4 separate regions of the Homo sapiens genome follow, and regions 1, 2 and 3 are each linked to region 4. A link is a contact called in ENCODE Hi-C or POLR2A ChIA-PET data. All regions are on one chromosome and are shown on one strand. The core of a region is the stretch at or near the end of the contact, and the rest is flanking DNA. Distances in the headings are between cores, read along the strand shown. Region 1 overlaps LOC105372114 (a long non-coding RNA gene). Region 2 overlaps CTIF (cap binding complex dependent translation initiation factor). Region 3 has its middle 28 kb from the start of CXXC1. Region 4 holds the start of C18orf32 (chromosome 18 open reading frame 32).

Evidence for each region. Hi-C counts contacts between places; a loop is a spot of excess contacts on that map. ChIA-PET counts read pairs that join two places held with the same protein, here RNA polymerase II (POLR2A). Pooled maps may share reads with other maps.
Region 1: a pooled map shows a loop between it and region 4 (4-fold over the local background). The contact joins the enhancer-like site here to the promoter of C18orf32 in region 4. A Hi-C loop is called at or near these places in 1 of 168 maps with a recorded cell type or tissue (naive thymus-derived CD4-positive, alpha-beta T cell), 3 of 37 single-sample maps with no recorded cell type and 7 of 50 pooled maps. POLR2A ChIA-PET finds 5 or more read pairs at or near these places in 1 of 52 experiments (naive thymus-derived CD4-positive, alpha-beta T cell).
Region 2: a pooled map shows a loop between it and region 4 (2.8-fold over the local background). The contact joins the enhancer-like site here to the promoter of C18orf32 in region 4. A Hi-C loop is called at or near these places in 7 of 50 pooled maps. POLR2A ChIA-PET finds 5 or more read pairs at or near these places in 4 of 52 experiments (HEK293, HepG2, PC-9 and 1 more).
Region 3: a loop to region 4 is called in a pooled map, with 4 times the contacts of the local background. The contact joins the enhancer-like site here to the promoter of C18orf32 in region 4. A Hi-C loop is called at or near these places in 2 of 168 maps with a recorded cell type or tissue (CD8-positive, alpha-beta T cell and naive thymus-derived CD4-positive, alpha-beta T cell) and 11 of 50 pooled maps. POLR2A ChIA-PET finds 5 or more read pairs at or near these places in 1 of 52 experiments (T-cell).

What each region holds. Positions count from the first base shown.
Region 1 is chr18:50,355,124-50,357,873 of GRCh38, forward strand. It overlaps LOC105372114 (a long non-coding RNA gene), which reads right to left. Exons shown (of 3, transcript XR_935466.3): 2 at 735-829. Among named protein-coding and RNA genes, the nearest start is that of SKA1, 19 kb to the right of the region's middle. Within about 2 kb of position 1,313, at least 4 of the 41 ENCODE cell types and tissues checked have a DNase peak (open chromatin) inside an H3K27ac peak, as active enhancers do.
Region 2 is chr18:48,827,450-48,830,149 of GRCh38, forward strand. All of the region lies in intron 10 of CTIF (cap binding complex dependent translation initiation factor), which reads left to right. It overlaps CTIF-AS1 (CTIF antisense RNA 1), which reads right to left. Exons shown (of 3, transcript XR_935449.3): 3 at 1-2,700. Among named protein-coding and RNA genes, the nearest start is that of CTIF-AS1, 13 kb to the right of the region's middle. Within about 2 kb of position 1,327, at least 11 of the 41 ENCODE cell types and tissues checked have a DNase peak (open chromatin) inside an H3K27ac peak, as active enhancers do.
Region 3 is chr18:50,314,086-50,316,832 of GRCh38, forward strand. No RefSeq gene overlaps it. Among named protein-coding and RNA genes, the nearest start is that of CXXC1, 28 kb to the left of the region's middle. Within about 2 kb of position 1,491, at least 3 of the 41 ENCODE cell types and tissues checked have a DNase peak (open chromatin) inside an H3K27ac peak, as active enhancers do.
Region 4 is chr18:49,485,943-49,488,651 of GRCh38, forward strand. C18orf32 (chromosome 18 open reading frame 32) reads right to left here and starts at 1,292. Exons shown (of 3, transcript NM_001035005.4): 1 at 1,101-1,292. The region is part of intron 5 of RPL17-C18orf32 (RPL17-C18orf32 readthrough); the gene reads right to left. RPL17 (ribosomal protein L17) reads right to left here. Exons shown (of 7, transcript NM_001035006.5): 7 at 2,539-2,624. The coding sequence ends at 2,577. MIR1539 (microRNA 1539) reads left to right here and starts at 1,431; the gene lies at 1,431-1,480. RefSeq lists a silencer at 1,021-1,150 and an enhancer at 1,191-1,350.

The DNA.
Region 1 (2,750 bases), core at 63-2,562, 870 kb after region 4:
AATTATTATAAATATGTGTTAATGGGAGACAATGTATAAAGATGTAATTTAGGAAGAGACAGCTGTATAGGAGCAGAGTTTTTGTATATTATTAAAGCTAACCTGATACAAATTTCAATTACAGTATTGAAATTTCTTCATAATGATAATAATTGTAATTATTTCTCAGTACCTGCACATTCTGTACCTGAGGATTTGACCAACCAAAGGTCAAAAATATTTGAAAAAAATCAACACAGATAATATGACTAGAAATCATATGGATTTGAAAAATAGTACAGCATAACCGCTATTCATATAACATTTACATTTTATTAGGCATTGTAAGTAATCTAGAGATGGTTTAAAGTATACAGGAAGATGTGTGTACATTATATGCAAATACTACACCATCTTATATATAGACTTGAGCATCTGAGGATTTGGGGTCCAAGGGAGGTCCTGGAACCAACCTTCCATAGATACAGAGAGATAACTATTGATTATTTTAAAAAAAAGTTAGGATGTTAATTGAAAGTACATGGCAGCTCCTAAGAAAATAATTTTTAAATATTCAGAAAAGAAAATTAGGAGGAAATCCAAACTTTGTATTAGAAAAAAATCAATTAAACAAGAAAGCAATATTGAAAGAATTGGGGGGAAAACATAACAAATATATAAAACTAAGAGCAAAGTAGCAAAAGTAAATCTTTCCTTATCAGTAATCACTTTAAATATAAATAACTGAAACTCACCAGTTAAAAGACAAAAACTGGCAGGATGGATTAAAAAATAAAAGCATGTTGTCTGCCCACAAGAGACTAACTTTAGGTCCAAAGATACAAATAGGCTGAAAATAAACAGACAGAAAATGATATTCCACACAAATAGTTGCCAAAACAGAGCTGGTATAACTACACTAATATCAGATGAAATAGACATGAAGTTAAAATTACAAAAGACAAGCAAATTCACTATTCATTGATAAAGGGTCAATTTATCAAGAAGATGTAACAATAATAAACATATATGCACTGCTATGATTTGGGCATGGTTTTGCTGTTGTTGTTGTTCCTGCCAAAGCTCGTGTTGAAACTTGATTCCCAATGTGGTAGTGTTGGGAGGTGGGGCCTAGTGGGAAGTGTTTGGGTCATAAGGGCAGATCCCTCATGAATGGCTTGGTGCTGTTCTCAAGATAGTCAGTGAGTTCTTCCTATTTTAAGACTGGATCTGGATTAGTTCTCACAGGAATTGATTAGTTTCTACAAGTGTGGTTGTTACAAAGCCAGGTCACCCCTCATGTTTCTCTTTCTTCACACGTCTGCTTCCTCTTTGCCCTTCTCTGTCATGTTGTGACTCAGCACAGAAGCCCTTGCCAGAGCCAGGGTCATGCCATTGAGATCCTCAGCCTGCAGAACCATGAGCTAAATAAAACTCTTTTCTTTATAAATTACCCAGTCTCAGGTATTCTTTTATAGCAACACAAAAGGGACTGAGACATGCACCAAACAACAGAACTCCAAAATGTATGAAGCCAAAAAAATGACAGACTTGAAGGGAGAAATAGACAGTTCTGCAATGCAGTGGGTTGACATCCTGGGACTGCTGCTCCTGGTGGTAGGGGTTGACAGGACAAGCTATCTGCCCACATGGTGCTCACGGACTAGCAGAGGAGGCAGTGACAACTGCTGTGAAATAGTAGTGAGTGTTAAGAAGAAAGATGGGGAGAGGCACGTTAGGCAGAGTGAGGAAGTGAGAGAGATAAGGCAGGAGGGGTGTTGCAGAGCAGGTGAGAGAGGGGTATCCTAAGCAGGTGGCATTGGCAGAGAAGGCTGGGAATGGTCTACACATCCCATGTTTGTTTCTGAGTGGTGGGATAATGAATTTTTTGTTTTATTCTTTATATTTTTCTGTGTGTGTGTGTGTGTGTGTGTGTGTGTGTGTGTGTGTTTGAGACAGGGTCTCTCTTTGTCACTCAGGCTGGAGTGCAGCAGCACAATCTCTACTCACTGCAGCCTCCACCTCCTGGGTTCAAGTGATTCTCGTGCCTCAGCCTCCTGAGTAGCTGGGATTACAGGTGTGTACCACCACAGCTGGCTAATTTTTAAATTTTTTATAAAGTCAGGGTCTCACTATGTTGCCCAGGATAACATTTTCAATTAAAAACATGTGCTACTTTGATTTTCAGAAAAAGGGAGTGCTTAAAAAGAGAGCGAAAGTTCAACTTCATAAACTTGAAGAGCACTGCTGACTTCCTACCTGTGGCCACGTAGTCCTAGCTGCGTTTTTCTGGTGGCTTCCAGAAGAATGGCACTGCCCTGCCACCTTGTGGCCATGTGGCAAGTAAACCTTCCAGCCAGCATTACAATAAAGCCAAAATCTGTTTTCTCACGTTTGAGGAAGATGACAAATATTCAGCATTCTAAGTAAGCTATGATTTGGATGGAGCTTTATTGATAGCACTCAGAGATAACGTGTTCTGCTTTATGGTAATACTTCATCCTTTTGGCATCATCAAGAAACAGCCTCTCTACTCAAAGCTTAACTCTTAAGGACCTACATAAAGATTATCTGAACATTCTTATTCATTTCTTACAGAGTGTATTGAACACAAAAACCTTTCCTTTAGAGCTCATGATTTTTAAAAACAATATCTCCTCAATGCAAAGATAAGTTCAATCCATCACCAGGAAGAGCCCAGGCTTAGCTCATAGGAAATACAAGTGAATCCAGGGATGGTGGAGAATTTTTTTTTTCTTTTTCTTTTGTTA
Region 2 (2,700 bases), core at 77-2,576, 660 kb before region 4:
CAGGAGAGCCACCTCAAAGGGCATCCCGGCAGAGAGCAACTCCCCAGCTCCTGATTGCCTTTAAATTTGTTCTGACTGTAACGGTCAAACAAAAAGACTTAGCAGGAAGTGAAGGGCTAGAATGCAGCTTGAAAAATCAGGAGAACCTTTCTGCATGAACAGTTTATTCCAGCCCTAATCTTAGGCACAGACCCCGCCTGGAATGTTCCTCTGAGAATGTAGCCTTCCTAGGGCCAGGTACCCAGCCCCTGGGCACTGGCTTAGCATCGGAGTCCCTGCAGGGCCAGCAGCTGCTGCTATGAATACCCCAGCTTAAGCGACCATTCCTGTAACCTCCGCCGAAATAACTTCCCACCCGCTTTGTCCCCTCCAGAGCTTTCGTTCCCCTCTTCCGCTCAGCACACACAGTGAAGTTAACTCAGCGGGGTGACGCCGACCTACCCAGACCCCCACGCCCCAAACATACACACATAAACACACGGAAGCGGCCCCATCTGAAGCTGCCTGGATCCTTGACCTCCTCAAGATAGAACTGGAGTCTCCCACCCACCCCACCTCCACTCCCGACCCTCTCCCCAGCCCCCACCCTTTGACTGTTCTGCTTCCTTAGCCAGACTCTGCAAACTGAAATGTGAAATTTGAAGCCAGTGTTCCCCTTAGCAACCATGGTAACACAGGATCTGATAGAGAGCCTAGAGTTATAAAAATACCAGCTTCCACCAGACACTGGTTTCCAAAGGGAAACCAGTCTCCAAGCCAGAACCGTTTTTAAACAGTCTTAAAACTCAAGAGATTTCTAAACCAATCTCAACATGGCTCAGGAGGACATCTCTTTAATCCTGTTTTGGAAGGTGGTGTGGGTGCAAGCTTTGGGTATTTTCTCTGAAATACAGAGATTCAGAATGCATGTGCTCACGGGGGAATTAACTAGCCTTATGAAGGGTATATAGCAGGGAGCAGTTTTTCCTAATAAACATCAACTATTTGGCATTTTTTCATAGATTGAGCTGCCCTGCTGACCCCCAGTGAAATCTTCCTTCCAGTTCCCTCCCGGGGAGTCCTCAGCTCCATCCATCCTCCTAATTAGGGAGAGAGAATGATTTCGCCTATCTCCCCTTGCTTGAAAACAATTTAAATTCACAAAACCATTTTCCAGCCGGAATTCTACTTTAAGGCTTAGGTAGGGAGGTAAGAGATGGTGATGTCAAAACTTTTCTGCTCAGGACCAACAAGAAAAGTCCTACATCCCTGTCCCCAGCCCTTTCTCTCCCCACAGACGCACCCTCGGGCATGGGCCCAGCACGAGCTATAAATCCCTGTTCTCTGCGTTCCCTGCAGAGGGCACAAGCCTGGCGAGTGGGGGCAGTGAGGGCAGTAGGGGGACTCTCCCCAGGGGAGGGGCACCTTCCCAGCCCCCAGCCCCGCCTTCGCAGCCCTGGACGGCTTGCCCTCCCATCTCCTTCCCCCGCCTGCTCCTCCTCCTCCCTCTTATCTCCTGGGGCCATGCCTTGTAATTTTGAAAAATCTTCTGACTGGGTAATTAATGTCTGAACTTCAAGAGGCCCCTGCTATCTGCAGAGCTGAGCTGAAGGTGGGAGGGGACCGGCAGCTGCTGAAGGCTTGGAGGAGGGAGGGGGTGCAGATTATTTTTTCTGAGCTGTTTAATGGACGGGACTGGGGAGGATAGAATCGTACCTTGCCAGAGTTGTGGGTACAAGATGTATATGTACACAGGCACAAGCATCCGTCTAGATTTTTAAATCCTTTGGGGTAATCCTTTGGGGTTAAAATCACACAGTAGGATGCCCTCCTGCTCACACACCCTCACCGTCCCTTAGCAGTTTCCCAGCAGGTGGATGGCAGCAAACACTAGGGGAGCCAGGCTGGGGGACTTTCTGAGTGCAGGTCTGGTTGGGAGGACTGGTTGGGAGGGAGGGACAGTGACTTACACATTTCAGAGATCATAAACCGGGCACTGGGGGTGCAAAAAATGGCCATCAGTTACTCCAGGTAACTCAGAAGTCAAAATATAAGCCTGCCTGTTTCCCACCTTAAGGGAGGATCCAGGCAACTCTGCAGACGTCTGCAGAGCCCCCCGACCTCCGTGCTTCCCAGAGTGGGCCCCCGCCTTGCCCAGCCTCCGTGCTCCAGCACAGGTGCCCTCCATCTAGCAGTTGGGGTGCCGAGTGCTGGACCCACTGCTAGGCCCTGGGCATAAGCACGCTGGGGTCCCTGTCCTCACAGAGCTGCTGTCTCCTGGGGAGAGGAGGAGCAAACGGTGCCCTGCACTAAGAGCCGAGGGTGAATAAAGCACACACAGCTCTCCAGGACCCCTGTGGATCTTTCTCCAACCGACTCCAGCTCTCAGGACCTGTAGCTCAAATTAGCATTGATGATATCCACCTGCTGCCATTCTTGCCTTCAGATGTGAATGATGTTTAGGGAACTAACTTTTCTCCTCCCTTCTGTCCACCTCAAGACCAAGCCAGGCTCCAGCTCCTTCTTGATGGCTCTGCTCTCATTGCCGCCAGCACTGAACTGTAGGTCAGAGTGTGGGCGGGGCCAGGCCTTTTGAGAAAGAACCTCCAGGATCAGCCTTCTCTTGTAGCCAGGAAGAGGAGGGGAATGCTAGGGGAAGAAGGTGGGTTTCGGAGGCAGACAGTCTTCTGCAGCTTACCCTCTCTGGCCCTTGGGTAGATG
Region 3 (2,747 bases), core at 241-2,740, 830 kb after region 4:
TTTTGGCTTACAGCTGGTTTAATCACTGGGGAGGATCACCAGGAGACCTAGAGACTGGGAGGTGAATGAGGGAGGGTGGTTGCTGTCCTGGGAAGTGAATGAGGGAGGGTGCTTACTGTCCCAGATCTTTCCCTGTCGATTCTCTATGGGTTACCAAGTACCCTAGCAAATTTCACAGCTCCTCTCAGATGGCCCTCTCCCATACAGCTGTTCTCAATAGGTTTCCATAAACATTGCCTTCCAGGCTAGATGTAGTAATAGTTCCCTGGTGTTGCAAACTGTAGGGAACCTACTATTGCTTATTGCTTTCCCTAAATACTATCTGCACATTTTGCTGGAATTCTGACTGAGATATGTACTCCTTTTTCTTCAAATAGATTAACTCATGCTTTCAAGTCTTATAAATCTCTTATTACTAAATATTGGAGAAATTTCCTACCATAAAGCTCCTACATTGATTCACCTATATTGTTTAAATAAGAGGCCAATGCTCTAATTTCCAATTACCTCTGAGCCTCTCTGGCATCCAGCTCACATTATAGGTAGTCAGAATTTAAGATATCTTTCATTCATTGTTTGGGTTGGACATTTCATCTTCCCATAAGTAGAAACATTTCAACAAAAATGTGAAGTGTTGTGATATTTGCATCCTAACTTCAAATGGTTGAGAACAAAATTTTCAAAGAAAATGAGAATACAAAAATAAAAAAGTGATTAATCCATACATAGATAGAGATAAACAAATGAGGAAAATATTAGTTGGTAAATCTTGGTGTTCTATGTAGTAGCAGTATTCCATTTTTCTGCAAGTTTGAAGTCTTTCAAGTAAAATATTGAGCAGAAATATTGCTGTGAAGAAATTTTTGACTAGCCTGATTTTTCTATTGTGCATGATATTTTTTCTTTCTTGCTTTAAAGCTTGCACAAATATCTTTTTATTCTTGAAGTTCATTATGTCAATTAAATTGTGTTTCTGTGTTAAGAATCTTACGTTAAAATTTCTCAGAGCATGGCATTTTTTTTCCAGATGGTGGACAAGTGTGGTGCAGCTGTGTATTTACCTAATCTTTTTTCAAAGTCAGAATTATTAAAGATCTAGAATGAACAGAAAAGATTCAAATTAAGAGTGACTATTTGAGAGTCATTAAAAGTCTGTGAAACGAGGGGATGTCTGGGAGTGCAGCTGGGCGGCAGCATCATGACGTCACAGATGAAACACAAGCACTGGAGCCAGGGAAACTGACTCCTCCATTCAAATTCTGACTTTACCATTTGTCAGATGTGGAACCTTGGTCTGATAATGCAACATTTCTGAACCTCAGTTTCCCCATCTGTAATATGGGGTGAATCTCTGTCTTATAAGATTGATGACAGAATTAGAGACAAGGAATGTAGACACTTAGTCTGCAATAAGTAGACTTATTCAGTGGAGCTCAGTAAGTAATTGGTCATTATTTTTCGTACATTAAGGGCTAGGTTACTGAAACCTTACAAATGCTTTCAGAAATTGGCAGGAGGAAACCACACATGTGTACTCAAGCAAGGACACCACACGGAGATACTGTGTTAAGCAGTTAGGCAAGAATAGAGTCAACTAATCATAGCAAGCCTTCTCTCCTCCCCCTATATTACCTGAATGGAAGGAACACTAGAGAAACACAAATTTTTGCTGCAGCATTGCCTTTTCACACTTAGGTATATGTCATTATTCTAGAAGAACATGTACCAACAACATTTGCTTGTTCATTTAAGGCAGTTTTTGCTGCACCTTGTGAAATATCTGTTCCCACAGGTGGCTTTATTTCTTCACAAGTTTATTCGTTTCACTGTTGTAGTCTCAATATTAAAATTGTGTGGTACATTGAAATTGTCAAAAGACAGAAGTTAAGTTCCCTGCCTCATTGGTATGAGCCCATTTAATAAGTTTCCTGCAGAGTTTCTGAGATAATTGCCTTCTTTCTCTTTAGCTGGGTCTGATTATATAACAAGAATAGATCCTATAATGAGAGACTTTATGCAAACATTAGACATCATAATTCCTTTCAAGCAATTAATTACCCTCAAGATTAAGTAAATTGATGCAACACTTGATAAATGTTTCAATTAATTAATTAATTTGAAAATACTTTTATATACAAACCTGAGTACAGCCTTGTTTTTAGTGATGTGAAAGATATTTTCATGAAGGCAGAGGAAAAGAGTACTCAGAAAAAGAGTACTAGCAGGCCGGGTGTGGTGGCTCATGCCTGTAATCCCAGCACTTTGGGAGGACGAGGTGGGCAGATCACCTGAGGTCAGGAGTTCAAGACCAGCCTGGCCAACATGGTGAAACCCCATCTCTACTAAAAATAGAAAAAACTACTGAGTGTGATGGCGGGTGCCTGTAATCCCAGCTACTCAGGAGGCTGAGGCAGGAGAATCACTTGAACCTGGGAGGTGGATACTGTAGTGAGCCAAGATCGCACCACTCCACTCCAGCCGGGGCAACAGAATGAGACTCTGTCTCAAAAAAAAAAAAAAAAAAAAAGCTGTATGTATCAAAACAGTGTGGTAATGGCATCAGGCTGGACATATAGATTAATGGAATAAATTGAGAGTCCAGAAATAAACCCATACATCTACGGTCAATTGATTTTTGACAACAGTGCTAAAATCACTGGAAATCTGAAGTTTCATCTGGGAAGACAAATTGCTGGGCATGACTCCTATGGCTTAGGCCTGAATCACCTAGTTGCTTCTCCACTTAT
Region 4 (2,709 bases), core at 42-2,541:
ATGGCACGCGCCTGTAGTCCCAGGTATTTGGGGAGCTGAGGAAGGAGAGAACCGCTTGCGCCCAGGAAAGCCGAAACTGCCGTGAGCTATGATGGCCCACTGGACTCCAGCCTGGGCCACAGAGGCAGACCCTGTCTCAAGATTAAAAAAAAAAAAAAATCCAAAAGTTGTAACCTGTCCAAAGTTCTCACAGAGGTAACTGGTAACTAGAGCTTCTAAGACCATTATTTCCAGTTCTGGTTTTCCTCAATGCTCTTGCCTTTTCCTCTTCCAAAAACACAATGGTCATGTTTTTACCAAACTTTTACCAAACTTTCCAAACCAACGAAACCCCTTCAAAACAACTGACAATGCTACCAGTACTAGTTTAGTGACTGACAGGCCCTCCATCATAAAGATTCATTTTTACTTCTGCAATTGTGTTTTAAGTAAGTTCGCACACAGTACGATGTACATAAACTCTCGAGGACAAATACTACTAATCACTTACGCCACAATTACGGCTTTTAAGAGACTTTTTAGCTCTCTTCGGAATGAAGCCTATTTGTATCTTATCTTTTAATCTTCATAATAATACTTCGGTAAGATATTTTACTTCACACATATGGAAACTGGGTCAGAAAAGTCTAGAAGGTGGCTACGAGATATTATTATTTTAATTATTCGCTCCAAGCCAACAAAGCGAGCAAAACGGATTAAAGCTGTTGCAGAGGAATCTTCTTTCACTCAACTTAAGTCCAGACAACAGAGTAGACAGTTAAAGTCTGAGGCTCCATCCGAAATAGGGAAGGCATAACAGGGAAAGTCACCTTCCTCCAAGTCATCCAGTTGAGCATGTCATCTTAGTGGAGACAGAGGGAGCGGGGACAGGTTGAGTCAATGACAATGATTGAAAAGAGACGAGAACAGAGGCCTAACGGTGAAGGTCATAGAAAGGATGTGAAACCGATACTTGGCCACGGAAAAGAACAAAATCAATATAAAGTATCGGAGAGGCAAATGCAAGCTCCGAGGGCGCCGGTGGTGGACAAAGAATACAGACAGAGGGGAGGGGAGGGCGGGGCGGAGGGCGGAGGAGCGCGCTCGCGGAAGGAAGGTACCCTGAGAGCGAAGGCAGGCACCGCGGAGGCCGGCGGGCCGCGACCGCCGAGGAGGGAGGAGGCAGGAGGCCGCGCACCGCCTAGGACTCTGCGAGCGCGGCCCGGGCTGGGCCTGCGGAGCAGCTACAAAGCCCAACCCAGGCCGCTAGCCCGGGCACACTCACCCGCGACCGCGGAAACGCAGCTGACAATGTCCGCACTTCCGGAGGGAGGGACGATCCGCAGCCGAGCCAATGGGCGCCTTCAACGGGGACGACAAAGGCGCGCTTGCGTCAACCCGGGGTCGCACAGCACGCAGCAGTGTTGCCCAAGGGGCGCGGCGAGGCTTCCGGCTCTGCGGCCTGCAGGTAGCGCGAAAGTCCTGCGCGTCCCAGATGCCCAACTAAAAGCTTCGCTGCGGGAAGAAAGCCTGACCTGACTACACCCAGACCCAGAACGCAGGATCTCGGTAAAGGATGATGCCTGTGCAAACGGCGCGGCACCCACACGGAAGGTGGCAGCTAGGCCGTTGAGGCAACTGTGGATAAGCTATTAGTTTTGCTGGTTTCTTAAATTCAAGGGCAGAGCAAACTAACATTAAGGCCAACTTTACAAACGTCAGTTGCTTAAAAGAAGCAGTTACATCACTTTATAAACGAAAAGTACTGACGCTCGCTAGGATGTCAGTACGTGTTGGCGAAGTTGTGTGAAAACTGGGACCCTCATAAACCGTTGGTGGAAATGTAGCGTGCAGCCTTTTTGGAAATATTTGGAAGTTCCTCAGATGTTTACTCAGGTAACCTTATGATCTAGCAATTCCACTCTAGTATATACTCAATAAATGAAAACACAAAAATCTGCACACAAACGTTCACAGTACCATCGTTCCTAATAGCAAAAACAAAACCCCTTTATCAATTGACGAAATGATACAGGTTGAGCATCAACCTAAAAAGCTTCAAAACCTGAGCCTGAGTGCTGTTATCATACTCAAAGGCAATGCTCAATGGAGCCATTTCCAACTGGGGATGATCAACTGGTATATTCACATACTGGATTGTTCTGCAAAGAAAACCACTGCAAATTCCTTTTGGGATAATGAAACTTTTTTTGAGACAGGGTCTTGTTCTGTCTTGCCCACGCTGGGGTGCAGTAGTGCTCACTGCAGCCTCCCACCTCAGCCCCCCAATTAGCTGGGACTACATGCAAGTGACACCACACTTACTTTTTTTTAACAGACAGGGTTCTGACATGTTGCCCTGGCTGGGCTTAAGCAGTCAGCCTCCACCTCCCAAAGTGCTGGGACTACAGAAATGAGCCACTGTGCCCAGCCATGAAAATGGTTTTTAATGGTGCAGGGTAAACAATCTTGTGTTTCTAGTTCTAATCCTAAAAAATCCTCATTTGATCCATCTTGTAAGGACACTTGAAATATGTTCACTAATAAAGACAACCAACATTCTTTTCCTTTTAATTACATTTATTTTAATGCTGAATTTACTCCCGTGCCATAAGTTTTTGTTTCTTCAGTTTCTTCTGGGATATCTGGGGAAAGAAAAATGTGTTAAGTTTCTTAGAGAAAACCACAGTACATCTTGGAGGACTTCAGCTTATTCTGGAGGCAGGAAAC